Linked DNA regions of Homo sapiens: region 1 is linked to region 2. The links are chromatin loops, found by intact Hi-C in ENCODE. Cell type or tissue: endothelial cell of umbilical vein. All regions are shown on one strand. Each heading gives the region's core, and the rest is flanking DNA. Links, peaks and the distances in the headings are about the cores only.

Evidence for each region. A loop is a pair of places that touch in the nucleus more often than their neighbours do. Peaks named below come from ENCODE experiments on the same cell type or tissue, not always from the same donor. Only the 100,000 strongest peaks of a DNase experiment are listed, where the experiment ranks them.
Region 1: it touches region 2 in a loop (4-fold over the local background); 2 of 110 quality-filtered maps call a loop at or near these places.

What each region holds. Positions count from the first base shown.
Region 1 is chr12:95,311,272-95,327,476 of GRCh38, forward strand. No RefSeq gene overlaps it. Among named protein-coding and RNA genes, the nearest start is that of MIR3685, 9.5 kb to the left of the region's middle. In endothelial cell of umbilical vein, for the core only: no CTCF peak of the experiment used is centred there; no DNase peak of the experiment used is centred there.
Region 2 is chr12:95,253,886-95,270,090 of GRCh38, forward strand. VEZT (vezatin, adherens junctions transmembrane protein) reads left to right here. Exons shown (of 12, transcript NM_017599.4): 3 at 3,265-3,354; 4 at 9,021-9,196; 5 at 12,472-12,747; 6 at 16,166-16,205. Among named protein-coding and RNA genes, the nearest start is that of VEZT, 44 kb to the left of the region's middle. In endothelial cell of umbilical vein, for the core only: no CTCF peak of the experiment used is centred there; DNase peaks (open chromatin) are centred at 5,626 and 9,166; H3K27ac peaks cover 3,412 bases.

The DNA.
Region 1 (16,205 bases), core at 2,626-10,625, 55 kb after region 2:
TAATTGAAAGTATGAGATAAGGTAGAATATGTGTAATTACTGGATTCTGAAGTCATTGAGTAGGAAATATCCCATATAGTAGTCCTTCCTTGTCTTCACAATTTGCTTTTGAAGGTCTTTAGCAGATGTGCTATAGCCATTGAAAATTAAGTTGGCAAATGGTAATTTTGCCTGAATGTACATCTGTAAAAATGAACATTTTCAGAATCTGATCATTAAAAAGTAGTCCCATTTAAAAGATCTCCAAATGTGTCTTTATGAGAAAATGTTCATGGTATACACATAAAATAGTCATCATACATGTTCCTAGAAATATATTCCTAGAAGATATTGTTTAAAGATAAGAAAACAGGCTCAGTAGTTTTCTCACTCAGTCACACACACAAAGTGTCAGAACCAGTATCCTAATTAGATAATTAGATCCTAAGAGATACCAACATCTGCTCTTCATCGTTATGATAAACTGCCTATGTATATACATTTCATTTTACAGCTAATCTCTAGGAGACGGTACAGAGACCTTGATTTTGGTTTTTTGTTGTTCTTCTTCTTTTTCTAAAAAGAGACAGGGTCTCACTGTGTTGTCCAGGCTGGTCTCAAACTGTTAGGCTCAAGTGATCCCCTTGCCTCAGCCTCGGGAATAGCCAGGATTACAAGTGCGAGCCACTGTGCCAGGCAAAGAGCCCTTAAATTTGGAAGTCATTAGACTTGAATTCTGGATTAAAAACTACTTCTCTAAAACTCAGGCAAATCACTTAACCATATTAAGCCACAGTTTCTTCTGTAAAAACAACAAACAGCATTAATTATGATTTATAAATGGGACTAGACCTCTGAAAGCCTCTTCCATTTTTAAAACTCTGTTCCTCTATTATTAATAAAAAGATACAACTCTACTAGGTAAAGCCAAGTTTGTCCTTCTGTGCAAGAGAGTTGCAAGAGAGAGCTTATTTTTAGGCACAGTAAATAACTTGAGAATATTCAACTGTTAGAGGTTGGACAGAAAGAATAAGAGGGGACTTCAGAGGCCAAAGCAGGCGGATCACTTAAGGTCAGGAGTTCGAGACCAGCCTGGCCAACATGATGAAACCCTGTCTCTACTAAAAATACAAAAATTAGCTGGGTGTGGTGGCACGTGCCTGTAATCCCAACTACTTGGGAGACAGACAGGAGAATCTCTTGAACCTGGGAGGAGGAGGTTGCAGTGAGCTGAGATCGCAGTAAGCTGAGATCGCACCACTGCACTCCAGCCTGGGAGACAGACTGAGACTCGGTAAGAAAAGGTGGCAGGGGAAGGAGACCCTAGTTTAAAAAAAAAAAAAAAATGTAGCTAGTTCCAGCACAGAACTTAATACTGCTGAGGGCAAAGTATACCCTTATATTTTCAAGCAATCCAACGCAAGTACTTGAAAGTTAAAGTGTACACATTCAAAAGGAACAATAGCTCCCTGTGATTACTTGTTATTCCTTTCTCCTTAGATAGCATAATCTTTTCATTATGAAGGGATGTCCTATTGCAAGGTTTTCTTTGTGGGTATACAAGTTTCTGGCTTATCTTCATTTCTGAAACAAAAGAATCTTTCTTATTTCATGTCTAGAACCATCTATGAAGCCATTGTTGGCTGTAATTGAGTTCTGTGTGGTTCCTTAATCTAAAATGGTTTGTCTCTGTTCTTTAGCACCCATGCCTGGCTATTAGCCATCAAGCCATTTATCTTGCTTGAACTTAGAAGATTAAGCTATGATACATGGGTCATGATAGCCAATGACAAGATTACAATAAAAAATACATACGTGAATATTTTATAAGATCTGAAGAACTTAATGATTCTTTCTAAACAGTGACATAAGGATGATTTTTAGCCAGTTTTTTTTTCCCCCAAAATGAACATGAAATACTTGTATCATTGGAGGGGGGGAAGATGAAATTTTAAAAATTGATAAGGACCAGGTGCGGTGGCTCAAGTCTTTAATCCCAGCACTTAGGGAGGCTGAGATGGGAGGATCACTTGAGCACAGGAGTTTGAGAACAGCCTGGGCAACATTGTGAAACTCCATCTCTATGAAAAATAAAAAATTAGCCTGGCATGGTGGCACATGCCTGTAGTCTCAGCTACTTGGGAGGCTGAGGTGGAAGGACTGCTTGAGCCCAAGAGGTTGAGGCTGCAGTGAGCCATGATTGTGCCACTGTACTCCAGCCTGGGTGACATAGCAAGACGCTGTCTCAAAAAAATTTGTTTTCAATATGTTGATAATGTTTCATTCTTATTTGGGGCTTATATTCACACATAAGAAAGTTTACCGTTCTGTATATATTCAAGCTATCACCTCATAGGCCTAACCTGGCGCCTAGAGAAACCGGGGCAGGGCTGTGTGTTCAGTTCTTGCAGGAATAGCTTAGTCTGATGATGTTTTATTGAGTTTTAATTTTAGTAGAACTTCAAAACCTGGAATAATCTAACCTAGAGGTTCTCAGCATTTTAACAACCAAGAACCCATGATACTCACCATGGGTGTCATGTTTTGAAGGTTTTCACCACAAAATCTACATTCATTAAAAGCCCTATAATTTGTGCACACACACATACACACACACACCCTTTTCAACATTAACCAAAGCCAGCCTGGCATGGCAGCTTACACCTGTAATCCCAGCACTTTGGGAGGCCAAGGCAGGCAGATCACTTGAGCCCAGAAGTTCAAGACCAGCCTGGACAATATGGCAAAAGCCCATCTCTACAAAAAAATACCAAAAAAAAAAATCAGTCACGTGTGATGGCACATACCTGTAGTCCCAGCTACCTGGGAAACTGAGATGGGAAGATCACCGGAGCCCAGAGGTCAAGGCTGCAGTGAGCCTTGATTGCACGCCACTGCACTCCAGTCTGAGCAACAGAGTGAGACCCTATATCGAAAAAAACAAAAATTAACCAAAGCCATAATGGCCACTCAGAGTGTTTGGTGCTAAGGACAGAGCAGGGAACAAGGTTTCTGCCCTCATTGAATACTAGAGGGGAAAGTTAGACAATAAATATATATTGGGAGGCAGGTGATGGTAAATGCTGTATAGAAAATAAAGCTGAACATGAGGGCTATGTGGGAATGGAGAATACTTTTTTATACAAGGTGGTCAGACATGAAAGGAGTGAGGGAACCATCCCCGCAAATACCACAGAGAGAAGAGTTTCCCAAAAGTAGTGAGAGGTAAGTGGCTAAAGCCCTGTAAGAACAGGGCTAGGAAGGTCAAGGAGCACCTTGTAATGAATGGAATATGGTTTTACTCTTAATGAGATAGGAAGCCACTGAAGGGTTGTAAGCAGTGGAGTTGACATGATTTCACTTAGGTTTGAAAAGCATTATTAAGTTTAAAAAGCATTCTTTTTCATGGAAGTCTGACAGGGATGGGGAGAAGGGAGACCTGTTGGTTATTGCAGTGATCTATGTGAGGGAGGATGGTTGGTGGTGAAGGTTGTGAGGAGGGTCAAATTCTGGATATATGGTGAAGGTAAGGCCAAGAGGGTTTGCTGATGTAATGAATCTAGTCTGAGAAAGGGGAAGTCTAAATAATTCTAAGGTGTTTGGTCTAAGAATCTGGAAGAACAGAGGTCCTTTTCTGAGATGGGACAGGCAGCTGGTTTTGGATAGGTTCAGTACGAAATAGCTATTAATCAACAGGTGGAAATGTTGAATAGGCAGTTTGATATAAGAGCCCAAGTTCGGCCAGGCGCGGTGGCTCACGCCTGTAATACCAGCACTTTGGGAGGCTGAGGTGGGTGGATCATTTGAGGTCAGGAGTTCGAAATCAGCCTGGCCAACATGGTGAAACCCCACCTCTACTAAAAATTACAAAAATTAGCCAGGTGTGGTGGTGCATGCCTGTAATCCCAGCTACTCAGGAGGCTGAGGCAGGAGAATCGTTTGAACCTGGGAGGATGAGGTTGCAGTGAGCTGAGATTGCGCCACTGCACTCCAGCCAGAGCGACAGAGCAAGACTCTTTCTCAAAATAATAATAATGGTAATACCAAAGTCATGAACATAGGTTGGAGTACTGTGTCAGAACTCTGACATCCTTGGGGAATCTACATTTCAGAGGTTAGGAGACAAAAAGGAACTTGCAAAGGAGACTGAAAAGGAGCAGTTGGTGACAGAAGTGGTGGCCTAGAAGCTGAATAACATTTTGTTATAAAAGAGGCCATGACTAACATGTCAAAAGCTGCCATAACATCAAGAAAGGTGGGGCCATTTGTATATCTTTTTTGAATAAATGTCTGTTCAGGTCCTTTGCTTGTTTTTGAATTCAGTTGTTTATTTTTCTTGTTGTTGAGTTGTATAGTTCTTTACATATTCTGGATATTAATCTCTTATCAGATTTTGCAAATTCTCCCATTCTGTAGGTTGTGTTTCCACTATCTTGACAGTATTCTTTGATGCACAAATGTTTTTAATTTTGCGGAAGTCCAATTTATTTTTCTTTTGTTGCTGAGTTTCCTTATCTTTTTCAAACAGGACAATAATGCTATCTGATTCATAGGCTTGTTATGTTGATTAAATAAATTAATACATGTTAATACAGATAAAGGGATTGAGACAGAGCCTCCCACATAAGAAGAACTCCATAAATGTTAGCTATCATCCAGGCTAAACTTACAGTATAAAACCCAGTGGTCAGCAGTATAAAATTAGGACATGTGACACAGAAGCCAGAGGAGGAAGGGGTTTAAAGAAGCACATGATCAACAGCACAAATCTTGCAAAGATGATAAAAACAAGCAAACAAGCAAACTTAGACATGACACCTAAAAGTCAGACAGTGGTGTTCAGGTCAGACGCCAAATTATACTGGATGAAGAAATGTTGCTAGACCCTTTCTGATCTCCAGAGCCAGATCTCCTGCTGTTTCAGCTCTTAGGGTGCTACAAAATGAGACAATCTGTTGGACTTTGCTGAGACATAGCAGAGAGAACACTAGATTTAACTGGGTTAAAGTGTCTGGTCTTTTACCACTTGATCTCTGTGGTCACCTCCCATAGCTCCAGTTCTCTCACTTATTGAGAACAATTATTCCTATTTCACAAGGGCATTGACAGGTTACAGTGAAGAGTAAGCATAATAGTAAGTCATTAATTATTAAGATCAGTACATGGCTCCTTTCTGACTGCATGCCTTGTTCTGTTATTCCAACACTGTTGGAATGAACACTGTTGTTCTTCCAGCACACCAGGTCCCACCAGCCACAGGCACCTGTGAGGTGGGACATTCCCATTTTACAGATACTTGGCTTATAGGTTTGCAATAATAAAATGAGATTAATACACATCAAATGCTGGCAACAATATTGGCGGCAGTTTTATTCTCATGGAAAGTTCTTGCCTGATTTTTAGTAGTGCTTTTCTCTTCAGGTCCAATTTCTGGGCCACTGTATTCCTCATAGCTTGCGATGTTCACCAACTTACCCAACCTCAGTGTTGCCATAAGAAGCAAGTGCTTATATATTATCATTGAACGTATCAATGGAGCTTTTTGTTCCCTCTGCTTTGGTTGCAGATATGAGAACGCACATTAAGTGGGTTATGAGTGTTCTGTTTGAGGATTTCATCTACTGGTGAATAAACAAAACATGGTGCTCTTGCTGGGTTCCTACAGCTACCAAAGCAAAGATGTCTTCGGTAGAGTAACTATGTCCGGTCCTGATCACTTTCGCCCTTGCAAGCCACATTTCAGAGCAGGATGTAAGTCATGTTTATTTAGTCTGGTTTTTACCCTGTTGTCTGGTTCCTGTTTATTCTTTTTTTAAGGTTTACATTTATTTTCTCTTTCTTTTCCTTTTTTTTTTTTTTTTTTTACAAAGTCTCACTGTCACTTAGCCTGGAGTGCAGTGGCACAATCTCAGTTCACTGCAGCCTCAACCTTCCTGGGCTCAGGTGATCCTCCCACCTCAGCCTCCCAAGTAACTGGGACCACAGTCATGTGCCACCAGGCCCTGCTAATTTTTGTATTTTTTTGTAGAGATGGGGTTTCGCCATATTGCCCAGGCTGGTCTCAAACTCCTGGGCTCAAGCGATTTGCCTACCGCAGTCTCCCAAAATGCCAGGATTACAGACATGAGCCACCGCACCTGGCCTATATTTGTTTTTGATTTATTACATATTCTAAGATACCTTAGGAATGAATAGATTTTGAAAATAGAGTAGGAAATTCTATAGAGAATACCTGAATGGTTTAGAAAAGCCAAAAGCGCTATTATGATTTTATAATATTTTGTTTATTAATAATGTATGGTAACAAATAGAATATTTAATTCAACATGCATTTATGGAATGACCTTCCTTGTACTAGACATACATTCACAGACATGCTCACATACATGCATGGGAATCCTAATTACCACTTCAGGCAACATAACAATTCCCCTGTTCACATTTAGTTTAATCACAGGACCCCTAAAAGAAGTTAATCAAGGCCGGGCATGGTAGCTGAGACCTGTAATCCCAGCACTTTAGGAGGCTGAGGCGGGCAGATCACTTGAGGCCAGGAGTTCGAGACTAGCCTGGCCAACATGGTGAAACCCTGTCTCTACTAAAAATACAAAAGTCAGCCAGCCATGGTGGCGGGCGCCTGTAATCCCAGCTACTCAGGAAGCTGAGGCAGGAGAATCTCTTGAACCCAGTAGGCAGAGGTTGCAGTGAGCCGAGATTGCACCACTGCACTCCAGCCTGGGTGACAGAGTGAGACTCCATCTCAAAAAAACAAGAAGTTAATCAAGTGGGCAATTTATTTCTCTGTGTTGTTCCCTTACATATTAAAACTATTCAGCTCATTTCTTTGGAATCACTCCCCCATGCCGCCATCCTCAATGTTTAAATTCCTTATTACTCATCAGGTTAATGTGAGAATCCTATTGCAAAAGCACTGTGTAAACTGAAAAGGTTTTCTTTTTATCTGGTTGGGGGATCCAGTCTGGCCTACTTTATCTAGTTGACTGCAGTGAGAGGTTAAATGTTTAAACCCTACCAGTTACACCATTGTTCCAGGAATTGAATTGAATGGAATTAAAAGACTTTTCCAAACAACTCAAACCAAGCAAACACTCCCTGATTTGTTCTCTCAAACAAAATATATTAGCCTGTGGCGACTAAATATTGACCTAATGACTAAATGAAAGCAAACAGATTCTATAATGCTCTGAAGTACTCACCACTCAACCTCAGTGAAACTCAATGAAACTTCCCAAGAAGCTTCCAGAGAGCAACTCTTTCAGTTAAGTAGGGACTGGAAAAGGTGCATGTCTTTAAGTAGAGAGAGTAGAGACCTCGAAAACACTCCCCCCTGAGAATCCTAAAAGTCTCATTTATATAAAAACAAACAGGAGACAACTCCCCACCCTATCTACCTGTGTGATATCCTATTTTAAAAAATAGACCAGGGGCTCAACATTGCTAATGGACCCATTTAACCCCCCATTTCTACACACACACGCACACACACACACACACACACACACACACCATCCTCACTACATTTACCACCATCATCACTAGTCAAAGTCGTAAAGATTGAGCTCCATATGTGAGTGTGACGCCCATTCCCTCAAAATACTATCAGCCCTTAGTATCTAAGGTTCCACATTCATGGATTCAACAAACTGCAGATGGAAAATATTTGGAAAAAAAAGAACAATCAATAATAAGTAATAATACAAATAAAAATGCAATACAACTATTTACATGACATTTACATTGTGTTAGGTATTATAAGTAATCTAGAGATTATTTAAAGTATATGGGAGAATGTGTGTAGGCATATGCAAATACTATGCCATTTTATATCAGAGACTTGAGCATCCTCAGATTTTAGTATTCTTGGGGGTTTCTGGAAGCCCAGACTACACCACTATGCAATATAGGTATGCAAGAAATATGCACTTGTGCACCCTAAATATACAAAAATTTTTAAAAATTAAAAATGGCTACTAAACTAGGTTAACTTTTAAAGCACAGAGCCATTACAGCTGTCACATAAAGGATAAGGAACAGCTGTGCACTGGGAATTCCTGATCTTAAAATAACTATCATGGCCACCCCCAGTGGCTCATGCCTGTAATCCCAGCACTTTGGGAGGCAGATGTGGGCAGATCGCCTGAGGTCAGGAGTTCAAGACCAACCTGGCCAACATGGTGAAACCCCGTCTGTACTAAAATATAAAAATTAGCTGGGCGTGGTGGTGCATGCCTGCAATCCCAGCTACTCGGGAGCCTGAAGCAGGAGAATCGCTTGAACCTGGGAGGCAGCAGTTGCAGTAACCCAAGATCATGCTGCTGCACTCCAGCCTGGGTGACAGAGCTAGACTCTGTCTCAAAAAAAAAAAAAAAACTATCACGACATCAATGTCAATCAGATTTTCATACTTCCTTGGTAGGTACTGGTTTTTCTCTCAGTCTACGAAAAGCTTTTTCTTAAGGCTCCAAGTAGAAGACATGTAAGCCTCTGTTCAAACATGCCTCTAAAAGCAGAAACTGGAAATGGGACTACAGGGTGACTGGCTGCTCACATACCATGTTTGGCTGGTGGGATTTGGTGAGGGAAGTTACTAAGTATATCCACATTAAGAGAGGACTTCCATTTCCCTTCTCTCTGTGACCATCCAGCCCCCCTTTAACACTGTGACCATTCCCCAAAGCTCAGCATGATGAAATCTCTGTTTCTTACCAATAACTGACCCCTAAGTTCTTAAACTTGTTTTGATAACCACATCCCTGTTGACTTGCCATACAGTCACAGAAAAACCTCTCAATGCAGCTTTATAAGATAGGCCTCCTTGCCAAGGAGAACCTGCATTCTAATTCCTCAGATTCAAACCAGACATGCCCAAACCACCTGCTTCTAGATATTTGTACTGGTCTCCATGGTACCAGACTCACATACTTAGAGTGAACTTTGAAGAGTTCAAAGCCACACTGAAGGAGGTACTAGACTTGGAAAGAAAACAGAATGAAAAATTCAATTATTTGTAATTGTCTAATTATTAGTTGGTTTTCTTCAGATTAATTCTTTTTGTTTTGTTTTGTTTTGTTTTGTTTTGTTTTGTTTACAAACTCTGTTTTTTGAGACAGAGTCTTGCTCTGTTGCCAGGCTGGAGTGCAGTGGCATGATCTTGGCTCACTGTAACCTCTGCTTCCCGGGTTCAAGAAATTCTCCTGCCTCAGCCTCCCGAGTAGCTGGGATTACAGGCATGCAACACCACGCCCAGCTAATTTTTGTATTTTTAGTGTAGATGGGGTTTCACCTTGTTGGCCAGGATGGTCTCCATCTCCTGACCTCATGATCCGCCCGCCTTGGCCTCCCAAAGTGCTGGGATTACAGGCGTGAGCCACCACGCCTGAACAGATTAATTCTTTTCTTAAACTCCATGCAGTATTTATTTTGTTTTTTAGAGGAGAACTAGGGGCCCATAAAAATAGCTATAAGTATTTATGTTTCTGTGGCCCATCTTGTACGGCTCTCACTGGGTAAGGTGTTAAAAGTGAAACTGCTGTTTAGCTTTCAAGCATATTCTGTTTGTGTGAATTCTCCCTGTCCTAAGCTTCAATTACTTGATTTTTCTTTGAGACAGAGTCTCTGTTGCCCAGGCTGGAGTGCAGTGGCACGATCTTGGTTCACTGCAACCTCCGCCCCCTGCATTCAAGCGATTCTCCTGCCTCAGCCTCCTGAGTAGCTGGGACTACAGGCGCATGCCACCATGCCCTGCTGATTTTTTAGTAGAGGCAGGGTTTCACCATGTTAGCCAGAATGGTCTTGATCTCCTGACTTCATGATCTGCCTGCCTCTGCCTCCCAAAGTGCTGGGATTACAGATGTGAGCCAACGCGCCTGGCCACATTTCCTTGATTTTTCTAGCCACTCTCTCTGTTATCATGCAGGAAAAAGTGGAGAAAAGGTAATTTACTTAGAAGAATAAAGAGCAATCAATTTCACTCTCAATACTTTCCCCTGTAAAAGCCCTAATGGAAGTGTCACCCAACCTTCCTAACTAGCAGTGTTATATTAGGTTGCCGCAAAAGTAATTGCAGTTTTTACCATTAAAAGTATGCAATTACTTTGCACCAACCTAATAGGAAGCAAACTTTCAAAGTCATTGATCTCTCAACAGCTATGCCTTTCTATTCATGTTACACTATGGAATTAGGATAGGCACCTATGAAGACTTTTCCAAACTAGAGCTCATGGCTAAACACGTGATTTTGCATGTGATTGCACAGGTGAGTCAAATCAGGCTCACATTATATCTCACTTTATCAGTGAGGCCAATCAGACTTTATCTCTTATGGGCTGCATCTGAAGCAGAAACTTTCCAAGATAGACAACATGAAAAGTTGATGCCATCTGGAAGCAGCGCCCTGGAAAGAAGGGTGCAGAGTGTCTGCTGCTGAGATTATTGAGGCTGCCCTGGCTCCCGCCTCTCCCAGGGTTTTACCAAGGAGCTGATGAAGGCTGTCTTTGACTCTGTAAATTGCCCTAAATCCTTTAAACCAACACCCCACTTAGGTTAATCAGAATTGGTTCCTGTTGCTTGCAACTAAAGATCTTTGGTTGATTAAGAAACAAAACACAGACCTGCATGCCTGTTAAGTGGAGTGGAGGATAACACTAGGAGGAAGAATGTCAATTTTTTTTGTCACTACCTCTTCCTTGTTGTTCAATGTATTTATAATTAGAAGGTACATTTAGAAATTCAAAAAGGAAGGAAACCTTTGAGCTTTGATACAGAATAATTTATTCGGGAACATTTGCTGGCTGAGCCAAACAGATTTCTAGTTTGTGTGCTATTTGTACAGCTCCATGAAAATCAGTTCACTTCCTCTACAGCAAAAATAATTTTTATGACACTCTTAACCTTGATGTCTGACTACATCCTTCTTGTTATTTTTTTTTTTTTTTTTTGAGGGAGCATTGGGGATGAGGTCCTTTTTTTTCAACCTTTTAAAAATTCAAATTCAGTGGTTTTTACTATATTCACAAGGTTGTACAACCATTACTACTATCTACTTCAAGAACATTCTCATCCCCCTAAAATAAACCCCATATCCACTAGGAGTCACTTCCCATTTTCCCCTCACTCCAGCATCTGGAAGCCACTAATCTAGTGTCAGTCCCTATAGATTTGCCTATTCTGAACATTTCATATACATGAAATCATACAATTTGTGGCCTTTTGCGTCTGTTTTCACTTTGCATGATGTTTTCAAGATTCTTCAAGAGGGCTTTTAAAAATATAGCCCTTAGGCCGGGGGCAGTGACTCATGCCTATAATCCAAGCACTTTGGGAGGTCTAGGCGGGTGGATCACCCGAGGTCAAGAGTTTGAGAACATCCTGGCCAACATGGCAAAACCCTATCTCTAGTAAAAAGACAAAAATTAGCTGAGTGTGGTGGTGTGCATCTGTAATCCCAGCTACTTGGGAGGCTGAGGCAGGAGAATCATTTGAACCCAGGAGACGGAGGTTGCAGTGAGCCGAGATTGCGCCACAGCACTCCAGCCTGGGCGACACAGCGAGATGCAGTCTCAATATATATATATATATATATACCCCTTAGTCAGGCTCTCATCAAATACAAAATTCATCTCAATAACTTTCTCTGTATATATGTAGAGACACTCCTGGAATCATTTTCCCTTTAAGATCTTATGAAGATTTATGATTTTGAACTCTAATGACTTGTGGATATATTCATGAGGACGGAAGGAAGGGTTTTTCCCTTTAAGATCTTATGAGAATTTATGATTTTGAAATCTAATGACTTGTGGATATATTCATGAGAAAGGAAGGAAGGGAGGAAGGAAGGAAGGAAGGGAAGGAGGGAGGAAGGAAAGGAAGAAAGAAAGGAAAGAAGGAAGAAGGATGGAAGCAAAAAAAAGAAAAATTTTTATAGGATAAAAACAAGGCCTAGAACCTTCTAAGGAACACCTTGGGGTCACCCTTTTCTGCTGCCCCTCTTTCTCACTATCCCTCTTTTTCCTTATCTTTATTTTTATTAGACCATTGATCACTCCCAACATAGTATTTATTCAGATATGTTGACTCAAGTCCTTGGAACACCTCCAAGTGGAACAGTCCAGTATGCCTTTGGGTATATGGGCCCAAGGCACAGGGGGATGTCTGAGCTGGTGGTGGACATTTGGGTGTCACCAGCATAAAGAACTAGTCACTGAAGCTGCAGGAAACTGTGGACAGTTTGAAGAGGACTCATGGCAGGCAGGACACTGAGGCATGTGACATCCAGGAGGGGCATTCCTCAACCAGGAATGCTCTCTTAAATATCTTGACCCCTTCATGATCCAGATCAAAAGAATTAGTTTTCCCATTTGCAATTCATCCTTCCTTTTTCTGGTTTTTGGAGGACACAACATTCTAAGCCCTGTGTTCTTTAATTTAACACTGACTATAAATTATTATTGAAGCAAGCCACAGCAGTTTAACAGCAGACCTGAGTATTTATCAAGACAAATACTCAACAACCCAATACATCTTAGACAGATTTAAGAAAAAGGATGATAAGTGTTACATATAAGCTACCATAAAGTGTACACTTATTCTGTAGCTTGTCAGTTTAAAGGTGTCTTTCTCAGATTGTTTGCTAAGGAGGGCAAAGAACTTTCTGATGATATAGAAAGATTTGTTGTAATGGTTCCAAGTCAACAAGATGGTTGACTTCTATCCACGAGACCATAAATATTTGTAATTAGAAACTGCATTTGTTAAGATGATATTTGTTTACTTAAAGTTATAAACTATATTTGCATAAGAGGTTGATTTTTACCCACCAAGCTTGAAATAATTAACTTCATCGACTTTATTCTGTAGCTTCTCTAGACTCTAGAGAAGCCTAGGGGATGTGGGGGGGAGAAAAAATAAACAAACTGGTGCCTAAGGTTTTTTTCCAACCAGAAAGCATCTAGATATTTTGTCTGGATTTCTTCCTACAGGCTTGTATTTTAATAAGCCTGGCAACTCTAGCACTCTAGCAATTATTTCTGGAATATTATTTCTGGAAATAATTGCGTCAGTTTTTCTTCATCACTTGCCTAAGAAACGTGTCTTTTTTTTTTTTCTTGAGATGGAGTCTCACTCTGTCGCCTAGGCTGGAGTGCAGTGGTGCAATCTTGGCTCAATGCCACCTCCGCCTCCTGAGTTGAAGCGAAGTTCTCCTGCCTTAGCCTCCTGAGTAGCTGGGACTACTGGTGCCTGCCACCACACCTGGCTAATATTTGTATTTTCAGTAGAGACAGGGTTTTGCCATGTTGGCCAGGCTGATCTTGAACTCCTGATCTCAAGTGATCCGCCCACCTCGGCCTCCCAAAGTGCTAGGATTACAGGCACAAGTCACCACGCCTGACCAAGAAATGTATCTTTTCCAAAGTGTTCAACCAGCAACTGGGAGCTCAGTAGTAATCCCCTGATATGGCTGCAGCTCTGCCCTTAGAAAAGGCATTTTTCTGATTGACTGTTAGAATTAGGGGGATACCTAGAGATCATTTAATCCAGGCTCCCTTGATTTACAGATAAAGAGACTAAGGACCAGAAAGGTAAAGTATCTGTGGTCTCCCAACAAGTCAGAGGTTGACCAGGACTAGGATCAAGGTTTGCTGCTTTTCCTACACTGCCTCTCTTTTCTATTGTTTTTGAAATCTTTCTATATTGTGATGAATATATGTATCATAAAATTGACCATTTTAGCCATTTTTAACTGTACAGTTCAGTGACATTAAGTACATTCACATTGTTGTACAACCATCGGCACCATCCACCTTCAGAACTTTTTCATTATTCTAAACTCCCAGAGTCACTGTTTAATAACTCCCCGTGCTCCCTCCCCTATCCCTGGGAACCACTGTTTTGTTTTTTGTGACTATTCTAGGTACCTTATGTAAGTGGAATCATATAATATTTGTCCTTTTGTGTGTCTCATTTCACTTAGCATTGTCTTCAAGGTTTATCTGTGTTGTTGAATGTGTCAGAGGTTCATTCCCTTTTAAAACTGAACAATATTCCACTGTCTACATACACACACACACACCCACCCACACACACACACACACCACATTTGTTTATCCCTTCATCTGTTAATGGAAACTTCAGTTGTTTCCACCTCTTGGCTGTGTGAATGATGCTGCTATGAAATAATTATCTGTTTGGGTATATAACCATATGTGGAATTGCCAGATCATTGAGGAAATGCCATACTGTTTTCCATAGGGGCTGTACCATTTTACATTCCTGCTCCTTGTTATTACTATTATTATTTTGTGGAGACGGAATCTTGCTATGTTGCTGGGCTTGAAATCCTAGGCTCAAGTGATTCTCTCACTTCGGCCTCCCAAAGCTCTGGGATTACAGGCGTAAACCACTGCACCAGGCCTACTCATTCTTTATTTATTTATTTATTTATTTATTTATTTATTTATTTATTTGATGTGCAGTAACATTTAGAAAGAGGATTGGATTGAAATTTGTCAACCCCAACCTCAGGACTGATTAGCTATATAATCTTGGGTAAGCCAATTCACTCCTCAGACTCAACCTCCCCAGTCAGGACGAGAGAAATGCTTTGCTGACCTCACAAAACTGTTATAAATGTGATATACATACAAGATGAAATACACCAAATGCTTTATAAATTAAAACAGGTTCTTTGATGTAAATTATTATTAGCCATTTATACTAAATTCAAGTCAAATCCAACTCTAAAGGAGAAAACTCTGAGGTATTAGGAAGGAAAGAGCTCTTTATTAGTAAGGAGAGAAACGTATTGTCCGGCAAAGATTTTTTTTTTTTTTTTTTTTTTTATACAGAGTTTCACTCTGTTGCCCAGGCTGGAGTACAGTGGTGAGATCTCTGCTCACTGCAATCTCCACCTCCTGGGTTCAAGCGATTCTCCTGCCTCAGCCTCCCGAGTAGCTGGGATTATAGGCACATGCCACCACGCCCAGCTAATTTTTGTATTTTTAAGAGACGGGGTTTTGCCATGCTGGCCAGGCTTGTCTCGAACTCCTAACCTCAGGTAATCCTCCTGCCTCGGCCTCCCAAAGTGTTGGGATTACAGGCGTGAGCCACTGTGCCCAGCCCAAGACTTTGAACTAAAGGTCTTTTTTTCTAAAACCTAGGCAGTTGGACCTTAAATAAAGAATGCTGTTCCTAAGCACAAGCACTAAGTTACAGTCAGCTTGGGGGAGGTTGAGAAAAGGGCAAAATGGCACATTTGAAAGCAGCAGTGGCTGGGGTCTGCCAGCTGCTTCAGCCTGAAGCTCTGTAATTCAGTGTTTTATCAGAAACATTTAGAACTGTGTTCACAATCCTCTATAAACACGTCATCCCTATGACAATGTGGCTTATCCCTTTGATTGATGATAACAGTTGCTGAAATATGTCCAACAAATTTCTTCATCTGAACTTAAATTACAGGCTTAGTTTTACTTCTGTAGATTAAACAGTAGCCTCTCAAATAGGAAATAAAAACTCCATGCTCACTTTTGAAAAAAGTTAGGGATACCTGTTTTATTAAATTCATTCTTCATCACAAAGCAACTAGACAAATATTGATTTTGTAGTTACTGTAAAGGATTGAACAAAAATATGAAGAGCAGAGTTTCTACTCAAATGTGATCAAAGTCAACACTGAGGATCTCACGAGATTAAAACAATGCTACTAACCTGGATAAGGTGGCATCCCCCGAAAGACTATTTTCTTACCCTTTTTTGTTTGTTTGACAGAGTCTTGCTCTATCACTCGGCTGGAGTGCAGGGATGCAATCACAGCTCACTGCAGCCTCAAACTCCTGGGCTCATTTTTTTCTTACCTCACATGCACTTATATTTCTTCAGGCAACTCTTTTCTGCATCTATCCTAAGTAGTATCCCTGCCCTTTTTTTTTTCTTTTTTTTTTGATACAGAGTCTCACTCTGTCGCCCAGGCTGGAGTGCCGTGGCACCATCTTGATTCACTGCAACCTCTGCCTCCCAAGTTCAAAAGATTCTCCTACCTCAGCCTCCTGCGTAGCTGAGATTACAGGTGTGCGCTACCACGCCTGGCTAATTTTTTGTATTTTTAGTAGAGATGAGGTTTCACCATGTTGGCCAGGCTGGTCTCGAACTTCTGACCTCAGGTGATCCGCCTGCCTCGACCTCCCAAAGTGCTGGGATGACAGGCGTGA
Region 2 (16,205 bases), core at 4,657-12,656:
GCCCAAGTGTTGGAGACCAGCTGGGGCAACATAGCAAGACCCCATCTCAAAAAAATTATCATATGTCTAGAAAGTTTGTTTTGTCTTCATTTTATTTATTTATTTATTTATTTGAGATAGGGTCTTCCCCTGTCACCCAGGCTGGAATGCAGTGGTGTGATTACAATTCACTGCAGCATTCACTTCCTGGGCCCAAGTGATCCTCCCACCTCTGCCTCCCAAGTACCTGGGACCACGGACATGTGCCACCATGCCCAGCTAATTTTCTTCTTTATTTTTTGTAAAGATTTAAAAATTACCACTCACTATGTTGCCCAGGTTGGTCTCAAACTCCTGACTTCAAGCAGTCCTCCTACCTTGGCCTTACAGATGTGAGCCACCACACCCAGCCATATTGCACATTTCTAAGACAAGTTTTTAACTGTAGGATCTATATTTTTCTAAAACGAAGTTCTTTTTTTTTTTTTTTTTTTTTTTTTGAGACGGAGTCTCACTCTGTCGCCCAGGTTGGAGGGCAGTGACGCAATATTGGTTCACTGCAACCTCCATCTCCCAGGTTCAAGCAATTCTCCTGCCTCAGCTTCCCAAGTAGCTGGGATTACAGGCACAGGCCACCACGCCCAGCCAAGTTTTGTATTTTTAGTAGAGATGGGGTTTTACCTTGTTGGCCAGGCTGGTCTTAAACTCCTGACCTCAAGTGATCCGCCTACCTTGGCCTAAACTGCTGAGATTACAGGCATGAGCCACCATGCCCGACCAATTTTTTTCCTAATTTGGGGAGAGCTAAATTTTAGAAAACTTGTTGTATTGTTTAGCTCATTGTCAGGGAATGTATGTTTAGAATTGCTCCCAAAATTCTGTTCAAGGAATGAAGTATCAATTATTTCCTCTGAAAAGCTGTTTTTCTATGAGTTCTTAATGAAACCATCCTTAGCATTAATTGCTCTCTCTTTTTTAACTTTATTTTTGCATATGCTTGTTAGTAGTTGTTAAGTAGTCTGCCCTGATATTCTTACTATGAATATTCATTCTGTCTCTTTTTCTGGTTTCTTTTCCTGTGATTATTCTTAAATTCATTCCATAGAGTTTTAGCAGCAGGCTTCTCGTTGGCTTGATATCTTCTCTGGGGATCTCATCTACTTTCTTGCCACTTATGTCCATTCTCCAGGCTTTGCTGAGTTCCAGGTGCTTGTTAGACATTTTCTTCTACATGTGCCCCACAAAGCTCAGATTCAACTTGTCTAAAATAGGACTTCCTCAGACACCCCCAAAACAAACAAACAAAAAATGTTCCTTTTAATAGTCCCAAATCACTACCCCCTCAGACACCCCCAAAACAAACAAACAAAAAGTGTTCTTTTTAATAGTCCCAAATCACCACCCTCTCAGTTACCATACCATTTCCAATCGCGCTGACATAGCCTTGGTCATCAAGTGATACATCAAGTCAGCTTCTGTGTCTCTTAAATCTAACTCTTATTCATGATCTTTTTTGTACTCATTACCTAACTTAAAGGCCTTTATTGTTATTTAGCTGAGTGATTAATTTTCTTTTCTCTTTTTTGAGATGGAGTCTCGCGCTGTCGCCCAGCCTTGAGTGCAGTGGTGCGATCTCAGCTCGCTGCAACCTCCACCTCCCGGGTGCAAGCGATTCTCCTGCCTCAGCCTCCTGAGTAGCTGGGATTATAGGTGCCCACCACCACGCCCGGCTAATTTTTTGTATTTTTAGTAGAGACGGGGTTTCACTATGTTGGCCAGGCTGATCTCGAACTCCTGACCTTGTGATCCACCCACCTCGGCCTCCCAAAGTGCTGGGATTACAGGCGGGAGCCACCGCCCCCGGCCTTGAATATCCTTTTAATCATGCTTCTTGTCTACAATCATACCCTGCCAGTTTAGCCCCTGCACTATTGCCAATTATTTTTCTTTATTGTTTCGCTTCCTTGCATAAAAATCTTTGGTAGCTCCTCACACCCTACAGGATAATGTTCATACTATTATGGTGTGTAAGTCTAAGATCCTTTAAAACCTATCTCAGTGTACCTTTTTAACTTCCTTACTAATCCCTTCTTCTCTTGGGTCATAACTGTCCTGGAGTGCGCCACCATCCCCATGACATGTGCTTTAATGGCTCTTTCCTTCATCCTCTTCCCTTGACTGAAGTGATCTTCTCTTTTTTTTTTGAGATGCAGTTTCGCTCTTGTCACCCAGGCTGGAGTGCAATGGCGCGATCTCGGCTCACCACAACCTCTGCCTCCCGGGTTCAAGTGATTCGCCTGCCTCAGCCTCCCGAGTAGCTGGGATTACAGGCATGCACCACTATGCCTGGCTAATTTTGTATTTTTCGTAGAGACGGGGTTTCTCCATGTTGGTCAGGCTGGTCTCAAACCCCTGACCTCAGGTGCTCCGCCCTCCTCGGCCTCCCAAAGTGCTGGGGTTACAGGCATGAGCCACCGTGCCCAACTCGTTCTTCCCTTCTTTGTTAAATTCCTACTCATCCGTTAGGACTGAACTCCAGTGTTAGCTCCTCTCTGACCTCCTCTTTTCCAATACTTTTTCAGACTTTACATTGATTGTAATTCTTTATATTGTCTCTTCTTCTATACTAAGTTCTTGAAAACAATAGTTACATGTATTTATCTTTTTTCCCATGACCCTTTGCAGTACCTGGGATATAGTAATCACTCAATGAATATAAACTGCACTTACTGGCATGCTCAAGGAATGGGCTATTAAGGTAAATTGAATTTTTGGTTGATTCAGTAGTAAAGCTTTTTTATCAATATATGACAGTTTTTCTAAAATGGTCAAAGTATCTTTTTGACTTAGTATTGTGGAATGAAATGGTCTTAATATTTGAGAACTTGTAACCACCCTATGATTTTTCTTTCTGAAATAAATACTATCATCATGTTGACATAGTACATAGTCTCCCCAGGATAAATGGGCTGCTTCAGAATGACTTCTGCCTGCTCTTTAAAAATCGGATTTTCAGGCCTCATTCCAAATGTATTGAATCAGAATCTTTAGTTTGGGGGCCCAAGAATATGTTTCTAACTAAAATCTCCAGGTGATCCTGATATGCAACAAAATTTAGGAACTAATAAGGAGGCTGAGATGTACTGACAAGGTATATAACCTGGACAATTTTTTTCTTCCTTTTCTGATATAAATTCTCATTGATTGGAGGTAAGTACTTTGAAGTTTTTCTGCTGTTTGGGTATGCTTTTAATAATCCTATACAATGTCATTCATTTCCTTCAGCAAGGTATCCTGTTAAAAGTGGCTGAAACCATCAAAAGTTGGATTTTTTTTTCTCAGTGCAATAAGAAAGATGACTTACTTCACAAGTTGGTAAGTGGTCACTTCTTTTTGCCACTTTTCAGGGTTCTAGGTTATTAGTGAAATAATTGGTGAATCAGAATTTGTTTTGCTATCAATTTGGCCAGCAATTGATTTTTACTAGAGATTCTGCAGTAACTCAGGATCTTTTAATTTGGGCTTACTGGTATTGTTTATAGCTTTTAAAGAGGTTATTAGCCACTCAGAATGGAATACTCTGATAGTTATTGAAACGTTATTTGTTAGATTGCTAATTTACTATTGCCCTCTTCCTCCATTGACAGGTATCCCTCTCTATAGGTAAAGGAATATGTCATTAGTGGGATCAATTCAATCTGTTAAATCACAGAATTTCCCAAAGACTCGAAACAGTCAACCTGAAAGGTCTTTGTGATTTTTGTGAGGCTTTGTTTTTTTCTACTCTCTGCTGTAACAGAACTCCAGGGGGGAAATACTTCAACCTTCTGACGTCCTAACAATACAAAATCCAGGGAGTATAGCCTAAAAATTCAAGTTATGTGGTTCTCATGGCTCCCAGAAGGAGTAATGTAGTTACAAGTAAGCAGGTTTCAGGATCTCTGCTGGCCTGTAACCTTAAGAATTATCATTCCTGTAAATTAACATTTGTAAGGAGATTGTTTACAAAGTGCTTTCACATTTTGATTTGGTAATCTAAACAACACTATAAGATTTAGTCTGCTTCAGTAACGAGAAAACCAAGGTTCAGACAATCAGTTTGTTTTAATAACTTACTGAGTGAATTGTCTAAAAATGTTCAGCTAGAAAGTGATAGAGCCAGAATTTGAACCCAGGTCTCTTGGTTCCAAAGCCATGCTCTTTCTGCTATAGCATACGACCTCTCTAGCTCAAGTATTATTATTTTTTGGCTGACTAAAATTACTTTTTTAGCAATCCAAATTGTCAAGTTCTTTGTTCAGGGTTTCATCTTTGTTGAAGGTGTATTGAGAAGGTCAATGAAGTGTCTTATCGTCTACATATAATGCCATTTTTATCCAGGTGGAGCCATCTCATTCTTCAGTGATACTAGGACTGTGGTAAGGTATATGGATCCATATACATTTTTCTGTGATTTAGTCATAGTCTGCCTAGGCCTGGTCTTTTCATTCTTGATTCTGTGTCACTGGCCACATGTTTCATGTGATGTTTCACTATACAGTGCCAGCTTCTGTATGCATCCCTTTTGTGCCTATATTATGGAGAACTATAAGAATACATACCTAAGGATTAGTTTACTAGTAATGGAACAAGAAATTGCCAAGGTGGCTTTTGGCGTGAGATTGCTTGACTTTTTCCCCTTGATTGTGACGTATTTAAAATGTTGTTAGCTATACAGATATTGAAGCAGGCCCTCATTTCTTTTGTAAGAATATTGGCAATTGCTCTGTGATATCTGAACATTTTACTAATGTTCATTTTTATAGTACTTTTCTTAAAAATTAAAAAAATCCTTTATAGCAACCATGATGGGTAGTGGTAATGGCACTTTTTAAGTGCCTTTTAGCTTATAAAGTGCTTTCACACGTGTTATCTTATTTGATCCTTGTATAAAAAGCCCCATGATATCCAAAGTGATTAAGATCTTTGAAGAATACTGACAAATGAATAAGTTCTCTTCTTCATCCCTAAGGAAAAAGAAATCAAAATCTCTTAATTTTTTATCTGTGCCTTCTCATAACCTTTCATTTCATCCATGCAGAAAGGAATTCCTAAGTACTTTCTCATGCCACTTCCCTATTTAGATCCTGGAAAGATCTTTATCAATCAAATCAAGTCCAAATTTGTCACGTCAGCACTAAAGAGTCTGCATAATTTGGCCCTAACCTACCTTTCCAGCTTTGTCCACCAGTATTTGTATCAATGAACCCAGTCTTCATTTTCCTTTATTCCGTACTTATTCTGTATGTCTATGTTTGTGCTCTTATACTGTGATGGAATACTTTCTGTTTTTTTTTTCTTGATCCATTAGAATCTTTTCAATAAGCACTCCTAGCTTTTTCTCAAAGCTTTCCCGAAACTTCAGCCTATTGTGTCTCTTATTTTCTGCATCAACCTAGTAATAATTACTTTGTGTTCTATAAGTTTTTGTATTGTAATATATCCAACGTGTGCTTTTCTTTATTGTTTCAGTTATTGCATAGATAGTGACAACAGTAATAGCTAACATACAGTGCTTACTATGAGCCACTCTTCTTGGTATTTTATAGATACTGACTTATTTAATCCTCATAACAACCCTGTGAAGTAGCTACTGTTATTATCCCACTTTTGCCAAAGAGGAAACTGGCACAGAGAGCTTATTAACATGCTTAAGTTGTGGAGCAAGGATATAAAGCTAGACACTAAGTCCTGGCACTCAGACTTGTTGAAAATGTGCCAAAGTTTACATAGTACACATCCCAGGAGCATAGAGCCTCCAGCCATGCAGGTGATACCTGCTAATATTTAAATCGATCAGAATTAGCACCTTTTCAGTTTCTTCATTTGTTTGAGACCTGGATCTGGGCTTCCCAGTCCAAATAGTACTGTCATGACATGTTTCTTAATTTGCAGGTGTCAGTTTTTCTGGTAGTTTGATTGTTACCTTGTAACACAGTTAACATGTTTTCTGCAGTTCTTATTTTTATAATCAAAGAGTAATATCTAATTTTACATTTTATCCTTAAGAAAGAAACTTAATTCATTAATCTGATTCAATTTAAACCGTTATAATAATCAGTATATAGTTCAAGTTTTTCCTCTACGTGAGGCAATCTAATCACTAAGATAACATTGTTTTAGTTATTTGGAGTGTCTTGGTGCCTTTCAAGTTTATTTGTATTCATAGATGATTGTAGGTTGTTGGTTGATCACTTTTTTTTTTTTTTTTTTTTTTTTTGAGACAGAGTCTCCTTCTATTTTTCAGGCTGCAGTACAGTGGCACCATCTCGGCTCACTGCAACCTCTGCCTCCCAGGCTCAAGCAATTCTTGTGCCTCAGCCTCACAAGTAGCTGGGACTACAGGTGCACGCCACCAAACCTGGCTAATATCTGTATTTTTAGTAGAGATGAGGTTTCACTCTGTTGGCCATGCTGGTCTTGAACTCTTGGCCTCAAGTGATCTGCCCGCCTTAGCCTCCCAAAGTGCTGGGATTACAGGGGTGAACCACAGTGCCCAGTGGGTTTGTCACATTCTTAAATCAGATATTCCTAATGCTATTAATACTTCCTCTAAGCACGTTGGTTTTGGGGAGGTGTTATCCCAGTTTTACACATAAGTCTGATGCCAGGGAATGGTGTTAAAGAAAGTGAGTAACTGATTAAGTAGAATATCTGTGAAGAGAGAGCACTGCCATTGAATATTACTGGCTTTTCCACTCTCTGTCAGCTTTAGCCTTCAACTCGTTAGGCTTCTTCAAACTTACCTTATATAGGTACATAGAAGTCTCATAAAAGGTATGGTCTAAAGCTTTTGTAGCAAAAGTTTGATTTTTAATACTTGCATTGAATATGGCTGTGTCTAATTGGGGAACCAAATAGTAAGATCAATTTCAGAGATTACTCAAAAAGCTACCATGCCCCTGCGCTCCTTTTTTCTCCCCTCTGAACAATAGTATAAAGTGAGTTGTGTTGCTCTGTTTTTATGAAAGTGGGGTGGGATGTCAAATTAAGTGGTTCCTAATGTTAGAATCAGAATTGTGGGAAGAGAGAAGAGGCAGTTGTTCAAATATGAAACATAAAAGTGCTGCAGAGGTACATGCAGAGTGTGTCAGTAGATGGTAAAAAAAAAAAAAAAAGCCATATCAGGCTAAAAGAAAGATCAACATTCCATTGAGAAGATGCTCTCTTTTTGGACTGAAGATAAATAAAATATATCTAAATGCACCTAATATTAAAAATCTTCTTCTCTAAAAGTGGCATATAACCCTGATCAAGAGGTCATGGGCTCAGTTTGATATATGGTTCACCTCATTCTTACTGAAGTCCTCATTATGATCAGCGAGGCCTGGAATGTGTGGTGTGGGGATGATTAAATTAACTAAGAAGAGCAAACCTGTTGCCTTCACACCCTAGACCTAACAGGTTTTACTTTAATTGTTAATGGCCTTGTCCATCATTCTCTTTATTTTGATCATATAGTAGGATCACTCTAGTACTAAATTTGTTTGTTTGGTTTTGGTTTATTTTTTATTTTTATTTTTTTTGAGACGGAATCTTGCTCTGTTGTCCAGGTTGTAGTGCAGTGGCACAATCTCGGCTCACTGCAACCTCCGCCTCCTGGGTTCAAGAGATTCTCCTGCCTCAGCTTCCCAAGTAGCCAGGATTACAGGCATGTGCCACCATGCCCAGCTAATTTTTGTATGTTAGTAGAGATGGGGTTTCACCATATTGGCCAGGCTGGTCTCGAAATCCTGACCTCAGGTGATCCGCCCACCTTGGCCTACCAAAGTGCTGGGACTACAGGCGTGAGCCACTGCACCCGGCCTCTATTTGTTTAAATTTAATACAAAATACAACTTTAAATTTTCTTTTGAGGCAGACTATATGCAGGGAAACACAGCTACCAAACGCTTAGGATTTGAAATCAAAATTCTGGAAAGTTACTTAATCTCTTTGGGCTTTGGTGTTCTCCCCTACATAATGGAGAGGAGGATGATAAGGTACATCACAGGGTTACTGTGAGAATTCACCTATCTGCCCTAACAGTGCTACCTCATCTCTCACCTCTCTACCATGTGCACTCTGTGCACAATCTATTAATAATATCATCTAATATCGACGACTCACACTTCCCCAAATTAGAAAGGCTTTTATCCTGTACCATCCCACTTCTCCAACTCCTTTGTCTGGTCAATTTTTGTTCATCCTTTAAAACTTAGCTCAGGCTTCACCTCTTTTACTTTCTCTGACTTCATTACAGGCTTGGTCCCTCTATGCCATTTTCATAGTACTCTAGGTGTATTTCATCACACTCCTTTGCATGTTATATTGCAACTGTTTACTTTTTGGGTCACTTCATTAAACTACGAACTCTTTAAGAATAGAGACTTGTATATCTTTTTCATTTTGTGTCTTCAGTGTCAAGCCTGATGCCTGGCTTATAGAAGATATTCCTTGATAGATGAATAGAAAGAAGAGAAGGAGAAATAAATGAGCTCGTATATGTGAAGGCATTTTGTAAACTATAAAGTGCTATGCAAATGTTAGTGTGATTTTACATTGCATTCCTTAATAGTGTATTTTTAAATATCTGAATATCCATTTTTAGGAGGCCTTGATCCTGCTAATAAAATTCTTAAATATTGGCTATATTGTTACAGCTTCAGGGACAGCATCTTTTATGTTATAGGATTATATTTTCCATGTCGTGCCCTAGCAATTTAATCAATTAGGCTTAACTAGACAAGTTTGTTAATCTGTAATTACTTTACATCTTGTTATTAAAAATTTATCTTTTACATCTGATGGCTCAATAATGTCTATCTCAACCTTTACTGTTTCACATTTACAGTGAAAATAAAACCCAGCTATCATACTGAAGGTAGATTGGACTGTTGTTTCTTCTTGAAGTATCTTCTGAAAATAAACACCACCAAATTTTATTAGTACATTAGGAGCTTAGCGTTTAATGCAATATTATATATGTGTTAATACCTCTCTTCTGGTATTTTAATGGCAAGGATATTGGATTCCGACTCGACTCATTACATACCATCCTGCAACAGGAAGTCCTGTTACAAGAGGATGTGGAGCTGATTGAGCTACTTGATCCCAGTATCCTGTCTGCAGGGCAATCTCAACAACAGGAAAATGGACACCTTCCAACACTTTGCTCCCTGGCAACCCCTAATATTTGGTACTGTCCAGAAAACACCTATTCTTTGACTGCTTACATACAGAGTATTAGCAGAGGAAACCCATCATTGTGCTCTCCATTGTAAAGGCATAAACATTCCATACATTTAGCAGTACAATTAAAGTAACAATATGGGGGGAAAAAGTGCCTTTCTAAAGTAAATACTATTTAAAGTGAAGCTAGGGAAAAAAATCCAATTTGGTTATTATATACTTCCAACTCATTAAAATTAGTTCTGTGCTCAGCAACCTAGCAAATGGGTATAACAAGTGCCAAAAAGTTACTCTGCCAGGTGCAGTGGCTCATGCCTGTAATCCCAACACTTTGGGAGGCTGAGGTGGTAGGATTGCTTAAGGCCAAGAGTTTGAGACCAGCCTGGGCAACGTAGCAAAATCCCATCTCTACAAAACATGAAAAAATGAGTTCAGGTATGTTGGCATATGTCTGTAGACCTAGCTCCTTGGGAGACTGATATGGGAGGATTGCTTGAGCCCAGCAGTTGCAGAGTGCAGTGAGCCGTGATCACACCACTGCACTCCAGCCTGAGCAACAAAGCGAGACCCTGTCTCTAAGGGGAAAAAAAAAAGAATTTATTTTACCCATACACCTATTCACATGTGTGCATGCAAACCTAACCTTCTTTGTGTTTCTTTATAATTAATAGGTTTTATCGTAACTATATTGTAGAGACACCAAGAATAGGATGGGACATGGAGGTAGGCAGTTGATTCTGGCTGTGTTGGCTGAGAAAAGATCACAGGGAATGTGATTTGATGATTCATTCAGACCATCCTAAAACTTTTCAACCTCTTGAACTATTTGGGTCTAGAGCAGAAGTCCCAAGCAATAATCTGTTAAAAGAAAAAAAAAGAATGTGTAGCAAAAAGCGATTATATATAAAAAATTATTGATGTCTTCTTCCTGTTAAAGTACTTTATTAAATTTGACATAGAAGGGAGGAATGAATCAAGAAGTACACTAAATCACTATTCAAACTGTTCAAGTTATATAGGCAGTTACATTCATTGGCCTCAAGGTTCTGTATTTATGTCTTCCCTGTCACACTGACAAATGCTTCATTCTGCAGTCACTCAGATATGATCATGAAGAAGTAAAGCTTCTTATCCTTCAAAAATACAAGAATTTAAGGAGCTGATAGAAGGAACCATAGGTTTTAAGAATTTACTACTTTACTAACTTTCCTTTACCCACAAATATAATCAAGCAACTATGAGACCTATAAATGATTTTAGAGTTTACTATTAACATACAAAAGTATATGATGAGATTTTGCTTTATGGTATTGCCAGTATTATCTGAAAAGTAAAGGATTCTAAAGGAAATTAGGGCAAATATTTATTTATTTACTTATTTTTTGAGACAGGGTCTCTGTTGCTCAGGCTGGAGTACAGTGGTGTGACCTCAGCTCACTGCAGCCTCAGCCTCCTAGACTCAAGTGATCCTCCTGCCCTAGCCTCCCAAATACCTGGGACTATAGGAGCATGCCACCATACCTGGCTAATTTTTGTATTTTTTTCAGAGACAGGGTTTTGCCATGTTGCCCAGGCTGGTCTTGAATTCCTGAACTCAAGTGATCTGCCTGCCTCAGCCTCCCAAAGTGCTGGGATTACAGGCACGAGCCCCTGCACCTGGCCAGGGCAAATATTTAATAAGAAATTGCATGTGATTTTCTTTGCAATATGATTATTATAACTCTTTCCAAATATTGCTGTTTTTCAGCTATTCTCAGACACATCCCCCTTATACTCCCCTCTTTCTTTTCTTTTCTTTTTTTTTTTTTTTTTTTTTGAGACAAGGTCCTGCTTTGCCACCCAGGCTGGAGTGCAGTGGCATGATCTCGGCTTACTGCAGCCTGCTCAAGTGATCCCTCCGCCTCAGCCTCCGAATAGCAGGGACTACGGATGCATGCAACCACACCCAGCTAATTTTTAAATTTTTTGTAGAGAAGGGGTCCTACTGTGTTGCCCAGTCTGGTCTCGAACTCCTGGGCTCAAGTGGTCCTCCCACCTGTGCCTCTCAAAGTGCTGAGATTACAGGCGTGGGCCACTGTGCCTGGCCCCCTCTTTCTTATATATACACATTTTCACCAAAGCATTCATTGCTTTAAAGATGTATTTTAGTCTGTTAGACTTGCAATTGATATGAATTTTAAAATGTGTACATATTTTTGTTTCAATTAAAGTAGTATAAAAGTACAAACCTTGTCCATATCATGGTCTGTGGTAAGTATGTATATTCCAAATTGATGATGATTATTTAAAATTAGAGGACTTTATTCAAACAATTACTCATCAAGTGTGTATCATTTCTAATTGGAAAAATGTGTACATATTCTTGATCTAGTATGTGTTTCTATGCAAATAAAGTTTGATTTTAGGAAAAGGGATTTATAATATCTCTGAAATAGTATTTTTACTTTTAAATCTATAAAATCGGATTTTAAAATCTCTAATTTGCTTTTTAGGTTAAGGATTCCATATATTTTTTATTTTTTTAAAAGTGGTTTCAGAAGATGCCTATTGTTATATTTATTATCATTTTTATTAATGTCATAAAGAGAAATGTAGCAATTTCTTTGGGGTCACAGAAGAGGGGTTGGCTAAAATTAGAAGTAACTATTTCAAGCTTTTGGCAAAATCTTCACAGAAGACTTGGTGTCAGAGGAAGGTTTGAACGCATAGGATTTTGGTATTAAATATAAGATGACACCAGGCAAAAAGGAAAGAGAAGGAAGAGATGTTCTGGTTTACAATGCTTGGAGTTGAGGGCTGGGATGCTGATCTGACTCAAGACATGTTCTGGGCCAACTTCTGAAGGATTTTGTAGACTGAGCTAATGAAGTTTGATTTTATCCTGCAGGCGATGGGTGGTATTTCTAGCTCCAGATTCTGTATATGTAGGAAATGTAGAGGCCTTTTGTTGGTTCTGCCCAGCATTCAGTCAGCACCTACAGAGAATTTGAGTTTCTTTTGTGAAATCAGCTTTACCTGATTCCAGAAGATACCTGTTTTCTTACTTAAATTTATCAGCTCAGATGTTAATACCTAAGCACTATTGTCTAGTTGCGAGGTATTTTAAAAATCTTTCACATCACCTTCTTAAATGTCATATATTTTTAAGTTATGCTTTACAAAGAAGCTAGCATTTTATTTATTTAGTAAACCTAAATTTAAATTTTGTTTTTACTGATTAAAGTAATTCATCTTTCTTTCTCTAATCTGATGCATATCATTTTCTTCCTTTCTTGTTCCCAGGGATCTCTCAATGCTATTTGCCTTCATTAGCTTGCTCGTTATGCTTCCCACTTGGTGGATTGTGTCTTCCTGGCTGGTATGGGGAGTGATTCTATTTGTGTATCTGGTCATAAGAGCTTTGAGATTATGGAGGACAGCCAAACTACAAGTGACCCTAAAAAAATACAGCGTTCATTTGGAAGATATGGCCACAAACAGCCGAGCTTTTACTAACCTCGTGAGAAAAGCTTTACGTCTCATTCAAGAAACCGAAGTGATTTCCAGAGGATTTACACTGTGAGTTCATTTTTTATTTTATTTCTTAAATGATTATTTTCTATTCCATAAAGGAGAATATTTATTACCTATTTTCATTTCTATGTTGCATTTATAGGAAAAAAAAGTGCTTTTCTCTTTAGTACTTACTAAAGTCAATTAACTGCTAAGTGAAGGAATAAATACATTATGTGCTAGATTTAATATGTAGTATGATTCTGCCTATCTGCTTTGAGGAACTAAAGTACTTTGGAGATCATGATTATTTCTGTATGTTACCATGTGATTATATGAGATAATATATAGAGAGTGTCTGATACTGAACCTAACGTGCAGTAGTTACCCAGTAAATGCTTGCTCCCATTACTCCCTTTCAAATGCCTTCTTTATGATAGACGTATCTGCTATAAATGCATTTTGAAAACTCTTGACATGTACTAATAACTGTTCAGGTAAATATTAGCAGATATTATAGCACTGATACTCTCAGAATATCATGCAAATAGTGATGTTTTCCATTCTTACAGGAAATTAAATATTCACCAGTCTAGCTGTAAGTATATTAAGCTGTAGGATATATTGACTACTTAATCTATTATTAAAGGGAAAGTTACATTTATTGAGCACCAACTATATTCCATATACTATGCTAGTCACTTTTGCATACAACTAAAGGCATAGAATTATAAATGGTAAATATTCATATCCATTCCATCTGATTCTAAACCCGGCTTGCAGTACACTGGACACCTGCCAAACACTAACAGATGACAGTTGTGTGCTAGTATATTTAATAATTTATATAACCTATATAACTTTTGCAATCTATAGGTGGGGGAAAGTAAGCATATGGTGAAGAACATTCATAGCTCTTAATTAGTCGTATCTAGAAAATCATGAAAAGAGGGAGTGAAGAACCTCTGGTAGCCATCGCATCCTTCACTCTGTTCTGCTCTAGAACATTACACAATCTTGAGATAAACACTGTTTCTAAAAAATCATGGAATAGAGAAATGGAAGAATCCCAGTAGTTATCTTGTTCTTTACTCTCTTGTGTTCTACACACAATCCCAAGACATAAGATGGATTTTATAATTTCTCTTTCTTCTCAATCAAAGTATAAAAGTCAGCCAGGCACAATGGCTCACACCCGTAATCCCAGCACTTTGGGAGGTCGAGGCATGAGGATCACTTGAGCCCAGGAGTTCAAGACTAGCCTAGGCAATCTAGCAAAACCCCATCTCTACAAATAATAAAAAATTAGCCAGACGTGGTGGCACACACCTGTAGTCCCAGCTACTCGGGAGGCTGAGGTGTGAGGATTGCTTAAACCCCAGGAGGTTGAGGCTGTAGTGAGCCAAGATTGTGCCACTGCACTCCAGTTTGGGCAACAGAACTGGAGACAACAGATTCTGTCTAGGTTGGGCAACAGACTTGGTCTCAAAAAAAAAAGTATAAAAGTTCTTAGCATCTGTTGATTTTTGTCGTTGCATTAGTTGAAGTCTACTTCTTATTGACTTAAAGGATAGCACGTTTTTAAGTTGTTTAAGTGTCAAATTTTAAAAGTTTAAAAAAATCATGCTTAAAATAAGTAATATTTCCGGCCGGGCACGGTGGCCCACACCTGTAATCCCAGCACTTTGGGAGGCCGAGGCGGGCGGATCACGAGGTCAGGAGATCGTAGCTATCCTGGCTAACACGGTGAAACCCCGTCTCTACTAAAAATACAAAAAGAAATTAGCCGGGCGTGGTGGCGGGTGCCTGTAGACCCAGCTACCCGGGAGGCTGAGGCAGGAGAATGGCATGAACCCGGGAGGCAGAGCTTGCAGTGAGCCGAGATCGCGCTACTGCACTCCAGCCTGGACGACAGAGCGAGACTCCGTTTCAAAAACAAAAAAAAAGTAATAGTTCCTTTTTATTTTATTGAGAGGACTTACTGGTTGAACAAAGTGGCTTTGTTCAACTAATGGTTAGGCGTGTATAGAGGATTCTGTGCCTTGTGTCATTTTCCAACTTTATCTGTCCCCATGGAATTTGCACGAAGAGGTAAAGTGGGCCAGTTAGACATGATTTACCTTCCAGATTATGACTTCTACCCATTCAGATGACAGACGAAGAGAAGTATTGGAAGAAATTGTGCTTCCTTTGTCTCTATCTAACTGGATAATGGGTTGAAAAATGAATAATAAGTCTTGAATCATAATTTTTTAGACATTTTCAAAATTAGACAGTTTTTAAAACTGATTTAGTAAAATGGAGCACAAGCAGTAGTGCCATATATTGAAATCATGAATGCTGTTTTGTTTCTGACTCAAATTGTCCTCTCTCACAAATAATTGAAACCTTTTTTGCCTTCATTCCCTTGTCTTAACATAAGCCTGTCAGTCATCATCCTCTGCTTTTTATAGATTTTTTAAAATTTGGTTTTTATAGATTTTTAATACCTGAATACATTTTAGTATGGTTTAACATTTTTAAAGTTTTGAGTTAGGTGTGTTGTTTTATAGCTTTGTGTTATAGTATAAGCAATTTACAAATGCCAATATTTTGTTTTACTGTTGGGAAAGATTACTGGTTAGGTGAAAAAATTTATCTGATAACCAGGTATTTACTCATATATACTGTAAGTTATGAAATGTAATACATTGTATGTCATTGTTACAAATTAGGTACTCCCCATTAATCTTATGGGAAGTGCCATGAAATGTGCTTCCTCTTGAACAGCTTTGAGAGTAGCTATGCTACTATGCAGTAACCCTTACTTTGCCTTTCTACTTGTATTCCCCTGTTGGCCACTGGTCCTGTTATCTTTCCACGTCCCCTACTTCATTTTGAGTAGGTAAGTGCCAGTGGCAGCAGGTGGGTAAGTAATTTTACCCTACTTTTATGAATGTACAGAATGTATTTCTATACAGTATTTTTTCTGTACAAGTGACCAAAATATGATCAGTGAACATATGTGATGAACGTATGTAAATGTATATTAAGAATTTAAAAGTGTTTATAATTAAGGTCTTCATACTTCCTATGGATATAGGTTTTGAAAACTGAATATAAAGTAGCTCTTCTCTAATATATGTTAGCAAGCATAGTGTCTATGTAAAAAAGATGTGGATTCTTAATAAATATTTCTACATTTCTGTTATATCTCAGCCAGAATCCATTGTTTCCCCACATCAGAGGAAGCCTTTGCTCTTTGAGATGTTAATTTTTTGTCTTTTTTTTAGTGGTTGTCTATATATACATATATATATATATCTAGTCACAGAAATGACTATTTTATGAGACCTGAGTTGACATATGTATAATCATTTTCTAGTGAAGATCATGAAAGAGGAATTTGTTTTCTACATTTAATAGAATTGTGGATTTAGGAAACAAAAACTTTAGGACACCTGTACAGTTGTATCACATTTTACTTTTCAAGTTTGCTTGACAGGGTCAGTGCTGCTTGCCCATTTAATAAAGCTGGACAGCAT